Regions from separate parts of the Homo sapiens genome. Here region 2 is linked to region 1. The links are chromatin loops, found by intact Hi-C in ENCODE. Cell type or tissue: mammary epithelial cell. All regions are shown on one strand.

Evidence for each region. Hi-C counts contacts between places; a loop is a spot of excess contacts. Peaks named below come from ENCODE experiments on the same cell type or tissue, not always from the same donor. Only the 100,000 strongest peaks of a DNase experiment are listed, where the experiment ranks them.
Region 2: it touches region 1 in a loop (8-fold over the local background); 1 of 110 quality-filtered maps calls a loop at or near these places.

Annotation. Positions count from the first base shown.
Region 1 is chr5:167,642,407-167,646,406 of GRCh38, reverse strand. All of the region lies in intron 4 of TENM2 (teneurin transmembrane protein 2), which reads right to left. Among named protein-coding and RNA genes, the nearest start is that of TENM2-AS4, 16 kb to the left of the region's middle. In mammary epithelial cell, no CTCF peak of the experiment used is centred here; DNase peaks (open chromatin) are centred at 1,536 and 3,066; H3K27ac peaks cover 2,878 bases.
Region 2 is chr5:167,757,619-167,761,618 of GRCh38, reverse strand. The region is part of intron 4 of TENM2 (teneurin transmembrane protein 2); the gene reads right to left. Among named protein-coding and RNA genes, the nearest start is that of TENM2-AS4, 99 kb to the right of the region's middle. In mammary epithelial cell, no CTCF peak of the experiment used is centred here; a DNase peak (open chromatin) is centred at 1,988; H3K27ac peaks cover 3,255 bases.

The DNA.
Region 1 (4,000 bases):
TCATAAGTAAGCCAGTGCTTCAATAATGACCCATTTCACTGATACCATCAGAAAATAATACCCAAGGATAATAACACAAACCTTTTGCAGAAAAGAATAGTTACACAGTGAAACCCATTACCTGGAGTGACACAGGAAAGGATTTTTGTTGTTTTTCATATATATAAGAAAACAACATATATATATATATATATATATATATATATGAAAACAACATATATATATATATGAAAACAACATATATATATATGAAAACAACATATATATATAAAAACATATATATGCACATATATATGTGTGTGTGTATATATATATGTTGTGTTGGAGCAAGAGACACAAATTCAGGTGTGTACTGGAGCTAGGTGGGTAATATAAAGTGAACTAAGCTGGCTGTGACAGCAATCTGGGGACCTGGAGAGAATTCCATATTTATTCTCATTTTATTATAAGAAAAATAATAGCACAAGTGTAGTTTAAAAAGTAATAGACACTCAAGCCCAGCATTAGGCATATAATTAGGATTGGAAGAACTATGTTGTAATATATGCATTACATATACATATATAGGTGTGTGTATATATTTGCCTTTTGTTTTTCCTTTTACATATAGCTCCTTCAGAAATAACCTTTGTGAAAAGATAAAGATATCAAGGTTTGACTTTTTGACCTTTCCTTCTCCAAACTAACATTGATAGCATACTGTGAAACTCTTATTTACTGGATAACATCCACTGAAAGTCTTACGAAAAAGCATCCTTTAAAAGTGCTGTTGTCTATTTCCCTTTAATCCTTCATGTTTACTGAAAAAAAAAAAAAAGGAAAAACTAGAAAGAACAAATTCTCTGCTTTCTAAATTATATGTCCCTGACAAAGGGAAAGGAACACACAAGTGTTTCCTGTAAAGAACACGAAAGAAGCCTCCGAGATTGAGGGGGATTTTCTGGTGGATTTCCAAACTGGATTTTATTTTTGCTTGCTATGAGTCCCTGTGGCAACTCCACACCTTTCCTCCTCCACCCTTCCTTTGCGTTTGAACATTGCTTTTTCCTCACTTCTAGCACCTGTTTCCATCCCAACAAGCAATTTGCACTGATTCCTCCTTCACCCGGTCATGAGTCATTATAAGAGATTGGGAAAATGAAAATTTGATTGTGCTCGAGAAAAGACACCTGATGTTAGAATGTACTTCTCATCCTTTAGATTAATAGACTAAGTCCTAAGAGGTCACTTGACTTGTTAGTGTACAGTCATGCACCACATAATAATGCTTCAGTCAACTTCAGACCCCATGTATGACAGTAATCCCATGAAATTATAATACTATATTTTTACTGTACCTTTTCTGTGTTCAGATACAGAAATACTTCCCATTGTGTTTCAATTGCCTCCAGTATTCAGTACAATAACATAATAACATGCTGTACAGGTGTGCAGCCTAGGCTATCCCATACAGCCTAGGTGTGTAGTAGGCTATACCAGCTGGATACATGTAAGTACACTCGCATATTCCCACAATGATGAAATCACCAAATGACACATTTCTCAGAACATATTCTTGATGTTGAAAGATGCATGACTGTACGTCACTGAGTACCAGCAGGAGTGAAAGGGACAGGTCTTGTGCCTGTCATTTTGAAAGACAGTTTAGTATGATTGTTAAGAACCTGGGCTGTAAGATTACACAGAGCTAGACTTAAGTCCTGGCTCTGACACTCAGTTTTGTGATTTTGGACAAGTTACTTGACCTCTTTGAGCCTCAGTTTGTTCATCTGCCATATGGGAACAATGGTAGAAGCTATGTCATGAGGCGTTTATCTTATTCCAGCCTCGTAATGTCTGTAGCAGAGTGCCTGATACAAAATAGTAGCTACCATTTACTGAGTGCATGTCACCACCTTTACTATTATTGTTTTGTCATTACAAATCCACCTACTGACTCTTTTTCAACACTCTGGAATTGCTTGAGTCTTGAAATCCACACCATCCTTGGAAGGACTTCTCTCATCCCAGGGAAAGAAAGAAACATTTGCTACACTTAGAAGAGAAATTGGGAAAAGAGAAAAAGCCACATGTTATGTGAGAATAACAAGGGACTCAGGTTGCAAAGCACATTTATGCTGCTTCAGGAATTTCATGTGAAACACCTATTACCAAGTTTGTTTAATTTGCTTAGTTAATAAACTTTATAGGACCCATTTTTATTCAACATGTGTACTGGAAGCTTTTTTAATGTAATTTCTGAGTCCACAGTGGCATGCTTTCCCTGAACATTTATGACATTCCACAACTCAACTTCCAAAGAAGCCCATTATGAAAATAAATGGATCCAGGTGGATAATTTGAGAGGGTAACTATATTGCATGCAGCAAAGACAATATGTAAATATTGCAGCAATCCTTCTGATACAATATTAGAATATGAAAAAAATGAAATCAGCAAAACTATGCGATACTGAATTAATTTACTTCCAAATATTAAAAGTAATGAAGCTCCTACTTATTTTCAGATTCCTATGACTCATCTCAATACTATGATAATTTTTAACTCAATTGCATTACTTAACACGTATTTGCATCATAGCACCCTCCAAATGAATGCCTAGAACTTTGTTTTTTAACCACAGTTGGCCAGAAATTGCTTTTATATTTCCACCATTTAGGGTTCGAATAATCTATTGTGAAATTATTATTTCTAAGTGATGTAGGGAAGCCAACATTGACTTGTTTTCTTCACAAGATGAACAAATGAATGAGAAAGAAAGTGTAATCAGGCAAGTGTTCCTGTGTGATCCAGAGAACAAAACTTGACTCTGAATCTGGATCTTAGTCTTCACTGGAAATGTGTTACCCTTCAGTTTTTATAGAGGTATAAATAAATATTCATTTATTTATAGCCTTTTTTATTTTTAACAGAAGCAGTTGGAATATTATTCAGCAGTGGAAAAAAAATGAACCACTGACGCAGGCTACATCATGTTTAAACCACAAAAAAGATTACACCAAGTGAAATAATCTAGACACAAGCGACCGCATACTGCATGATTCCACTGGTAGGAAATATCCAGAAACGGCAAATTCCAGAAACGGCAAATTTATAGAGACAGGAAACAGATTAGTCATTGCCTAGGGCGGGGTGTGGGAATGAAGATTAACTATAAATGGTCATGAAGGATCTTACTGGGGGGACAAAAATGTTCTAAAACTGATTTGTGGTTATGGCATTTCAGTAAAGTTACCAAAAATCATTGAATTCTACCCTCAGATGGACAATTTTATGACATACAAAATATACCTCTATAAAACTGTTAGAAAACCCAGGAGCTGTAATTAATACATAGATGATTTAACAATAATTCCAGGGCAGGCTGTTTGAGAGAAGCTTTCTGCTGTGGTGTCATTACAAAGTCACATCCCCTTTGCAGTGAGCGGTGGGAACATCCGCTGAGCACTGTGGCATTGCTGTGTCCTGTGATTTACATGTAGGGGCAATTTCCAACACCCTCGTCCAAAGAAGACATGATCCCTGCACTGTTCCCCTTTCTCACATACTATATCCACACAAACATGCTAAGGGGGGCTTGGTGTCTATGCAGAAACTTAGCATGCACATGCAAATGATATCAAGATTAGTCCTTAATTTCTTCTCTGAGTTCACTGAGTTAAGCCAAGCATTGCATTTCCTCCACTGAAGAATTCTGTATGTCCAATCCTTTTACAATTCTACTACACTTTTTCTTTCTCTCTTAAGTCTTTTAAGCTCTGCTATGATGCTTGTATTATACTTCACAAGAATGATAAGAAACAATGGCTTCACATCGTATAGGTAATAAAGGCTCACAATAGATTCAGTTTAGTGCGCATGAGTGTGTGTGTGTATAAAAAAACAAATGTATATGTTTGTGTGTAGGAAGATGAGGAGGAGGAGTGAAAAGGAGTCTACTTGTGTGTCACATATATCTTTGGGATAGCTACTTAAGACTTTCTGTCAACTGTGTTCTGTT
Region 2 (4,000 bases), 120 kb before region 1:
TAATAATTCAAAACTAAAACAATGACCAGTTAGAAAGCAAAACTTCCCTTTTGATATTTTCCCTTTTAATATTTGGTATTTTGATAGAACATGATTTTAGGATGATTTTTTTTTTCTAATAGCAGTCCATATTTCTCCATGTGGAGAAATATAATATTGGGTCTTTTTTAGAGGTTGAAGAATTTCTTGGAGTGGCCTCTTTGGGACACTTGTTTCCTCGTTTATTCTGCCTACCATGTATCAGACGGCATTCTGGGTTGATGGGGTAGATCAGTGAATAACACAAACACGTTTCCTGCCCTGGTTGAGCTTATATGTTAATGGGTAGAGGCAAACAGACAATCACATAATCAATAATTACATAGCATGTTAGAAACTCAAAACAAAAAACAAAAGTAAAAGTAAGAAAATAAGCAGGGGAGAGGAAACTGACAGTGAAGATGGTGGATGAGACAGAGGATGATCTTTATTTTTAAACAGCTTGCTCAGAGTAGGATTCATTTTTACAAAAGACAGAAGAGGAAAAGCAGAAAGTTTAGATAGGAGAAGGCATTCACTCACTATCTTAGTCACCCGTAGACCTGGACATTTCCGCCACAGAGACATTTAGTGGGTCACTTGTTGGGCAAGGACATGGACATTGCAGCAGGACATGAACAGAACAGTAAGGCCAGGTGCGGTGGCTCACCCCTGTAATCCCAGCACTTTGGGAGGCCAAGGTGGGCGGATCACCTGAGGTCAGGAGTTCGAGACCAGCCTGACTAACATGGTGACCCGTCTCTACTAAAAATACAAAAATTAGCCAGGCATCGTGGCACGCGCCTGTAATCCCTGCTCCTCAGGAGGCTGAGGCAGGAGAATCACTTGAACTTGGGAGGCAGAGGTTGCAGTGAGCCGAGATCATGCCATTGCACTCTAGCCTGGGTGGCAGAGTGAGACTCTGTCTCAAAACAACAACAGCAACAACAACAATAACAAGGCAGCTGCTTGTGGAACCTGTTGTTGACACTTACCTATTTACAAGTCCACCTAAATCAAACTGGCTGTCCACTCTAGGGACAATTACCAATGATCAGAATCAGGCCAACAATAAAAATTCTAATAAAGGCAAAAGAGAAAACAAGGAGAAAGGGAACAAGTGGGAGAAGCCTCGATTGCCTGCAATTGGATGTTAGGGCCTAAGTCTAACTCACAGAGGCCACAGAGCACCATGCACTTCCTCCTATGTCCAATGCCTTCCAACAGTGTATTAAATTCTTTCCTTGCCTGACCTAAAGTAATAACAGAAAGTGTCACCATCCTGAACAACAAAAGATGGGATGACTTAATTTCTCTTTCTTTCAAAGGCATGTGACAGTGCCCTATTTAATGATAGAAGAGAAGAAACTGGTTCTAGGTAAGAGAAGCCACAATTTATTGCACCCTTAGGAAGACCAGGAGCAAAGCCATTGAGGATAAAATGTACCATGCGGAGTTTTAACCAGTGAAGAGCTGGGCATAGCATTCCACTTAAATAAGTCAGTTCAGAAATTTAGCTCCTCTCTCCAAATACCTACAGTGACTACCCAGAGATGTAGAGCTTAAGTACAGCCACCGCTCTAGTAAGCTCAAGTAAGACCATGCTCAAGTATAATCAATTTCACATTTCTGAATATTTATCAAATATGCAAAAGAAAGAATCAATATCTGAAAAACAGAATCTATGTTTTTTTAAAAAATCACACCTTATTTCACACTTCGGAGCTAAAGAAATACTGTCTCCAGGTGGGGTTTGTCAGCACCTTTGTAAACTAGCTCTTGCATAATTATTGTTGTAGGAACATCCAGGCTCATGGCTGTATCTCTCAACAATAGATTGATGGGGCAACAGCTTCCATGGCCTCCTCCCAGGTCAACCAGCCAGAAACTGGACACCTACCCTGCTGGAAGGGGGCTGATTCACAGCCCTCCCAGGTGGATTAGAGCTTCCTGGCACATCCAGGCTTGTCCATCATGATGTTGTCTACATTCCTTTCCCATCTCTCCTCACGTCCCTCTGGTGACTCATATATACCCCCACTTACCTGCACCTCCCCACTTCCCCTGTAACTCTTCAGTGTTCCTGGGAACTGATGACTTTATCCTCATGAAATTTTATGACAGCGTGCAAGGCTTGAGAAAATCTGAAAATTTTTCCACTTACAAAATCAGAGTCCTGATAAATGTTTCCATGTACAGAATGTGAGTCCTAACAAACAGCCAACACTCATAAAAGCTAACATTTATGGAGCACTTACCATGTGCTGAGCACTTATGAACATTTAACACCCTCATATGTGCTAAGTTCTTTGAAGGAACTGATATGATTTAATCTCCACAATAGCCTTATTGTTATGAAAGAGGATACTGAGACACAGAGAAGTTAAGCAACTTGCTAGTTAAGTAATCTAGTGTCAGAACTGGGATTTGAACCCAAGTAATCTAGTATGTGTCAGAACTGGGATTTGAACCCTAAGCAACTTGCTAGTTAAGTAATCTAGTATGTGTCAGAACTGGGATTTGAACCCAAGATGTTGAGTCTATGTTTTTAACCACTGCATGCTACTGTTATCTACTATCAAAATTGTGTGTTTATGAAACAATTATTATTTATTCAAAGTATCAAGGTATCCATAGTAAAAGCAGTATGGTGGAAAAGCAAATAGAATAGGGTTAAGGAGACAGAGAACTAGCTGGGCTATAGTTTTAGCTTTAGCTGTTTCTGTATCAATCAAGGTCCTAGCATGAAAGCAGATGACACCCAAACCTGGCAATATGAGAGAGTTTAATAAGGGGACTATTTAAACAGTTGTGGTCAAGGTTTCTGGAAATCAGAAGTTATGTCAGTGTGCATGGCTCGAGAAAATCAGCGAATTTTTTCACTTACAGAACCAGAGTCCTAATAAATGTTTCCATGTACAGAATGTGAGTCCTAACAACCAGCAAGTGCTTATAAAAGCTAACATGCAATGATCTAGAGCTAAAAAAAAGTGGAAGTGATTAGAAGAATCCAGAAAGAGAAGACTGTATGGAGAGGGCTACCTGGGAATGTCTGTCTCAGATACAGAAAAACAGCCTGCTATAGCACAATGACAAGGAGGAAGCTGGTAGGAAGTGCTCCTGCCTCTCTCTCTTCCAAGCTGGTAGGAAGTGCCCCTGCCTCTCTCTCTTCCACCTTCTATCTTCTGATCTTCGATCTCTTCCCATTGAGCCAATCAGCTAGAGGATAGAGCACCCACAGATCCAGTCTATAGGGTCAGCTTCCAAGGCAGAGAGCAAGATATTGATGGAATGAAAGAATGTGAAGGACAAACAGAAAATATGCAGCACAGTCACCATCATGGTAAACTGGGACAAATCTCAGCCTCCCTGGGAACTGATTTCTTGGTCATCATAATGACACTATAGGGACCACATGCAATTTAGACTGCCTTCCAACTCTGACACTGTGAGGTTTTATGAACCCACCCTCCATCAATTTCCTAAGAGATTTTCAGGATTACTTTAAAAAGGAAAGTATAAAAGACAACCCCACAGTGCAAACTCTGGTAGATTCTACATCACTTTGCACTTATGTATTGACAGATGCATGAAGGCAAACTGTGGCTGAGGTGGAAGGGCATTTGTCCATGCCACAGGGTAACCAAGGCATACTTGAATGCTCTAAGAAAAAGACTTCAGAATATTAAAATTGTTCCAACAAAGAATTCTTCTAATGTGAAACCCCTTGTTCTCTTTCTGAAGCAAAAGAAAGGGTATATGAGATTAGAGAAATGCAAATCAAAACCACAATGAGATACCATCTCATGCCACTTAGAATGGTGATCATTAAAATGTCAGGAAACACCAGATGCTGGAAAGGATGTGGAGAAACAGGAACGCTTTTACACTGTTGGTGGGAGTGTAAATTAGTTCAACCATTGTGGAAGACAGTGTGGTGATTTCTCAAGGATCTAGAACCAGAAATACTATTTGACCCAGC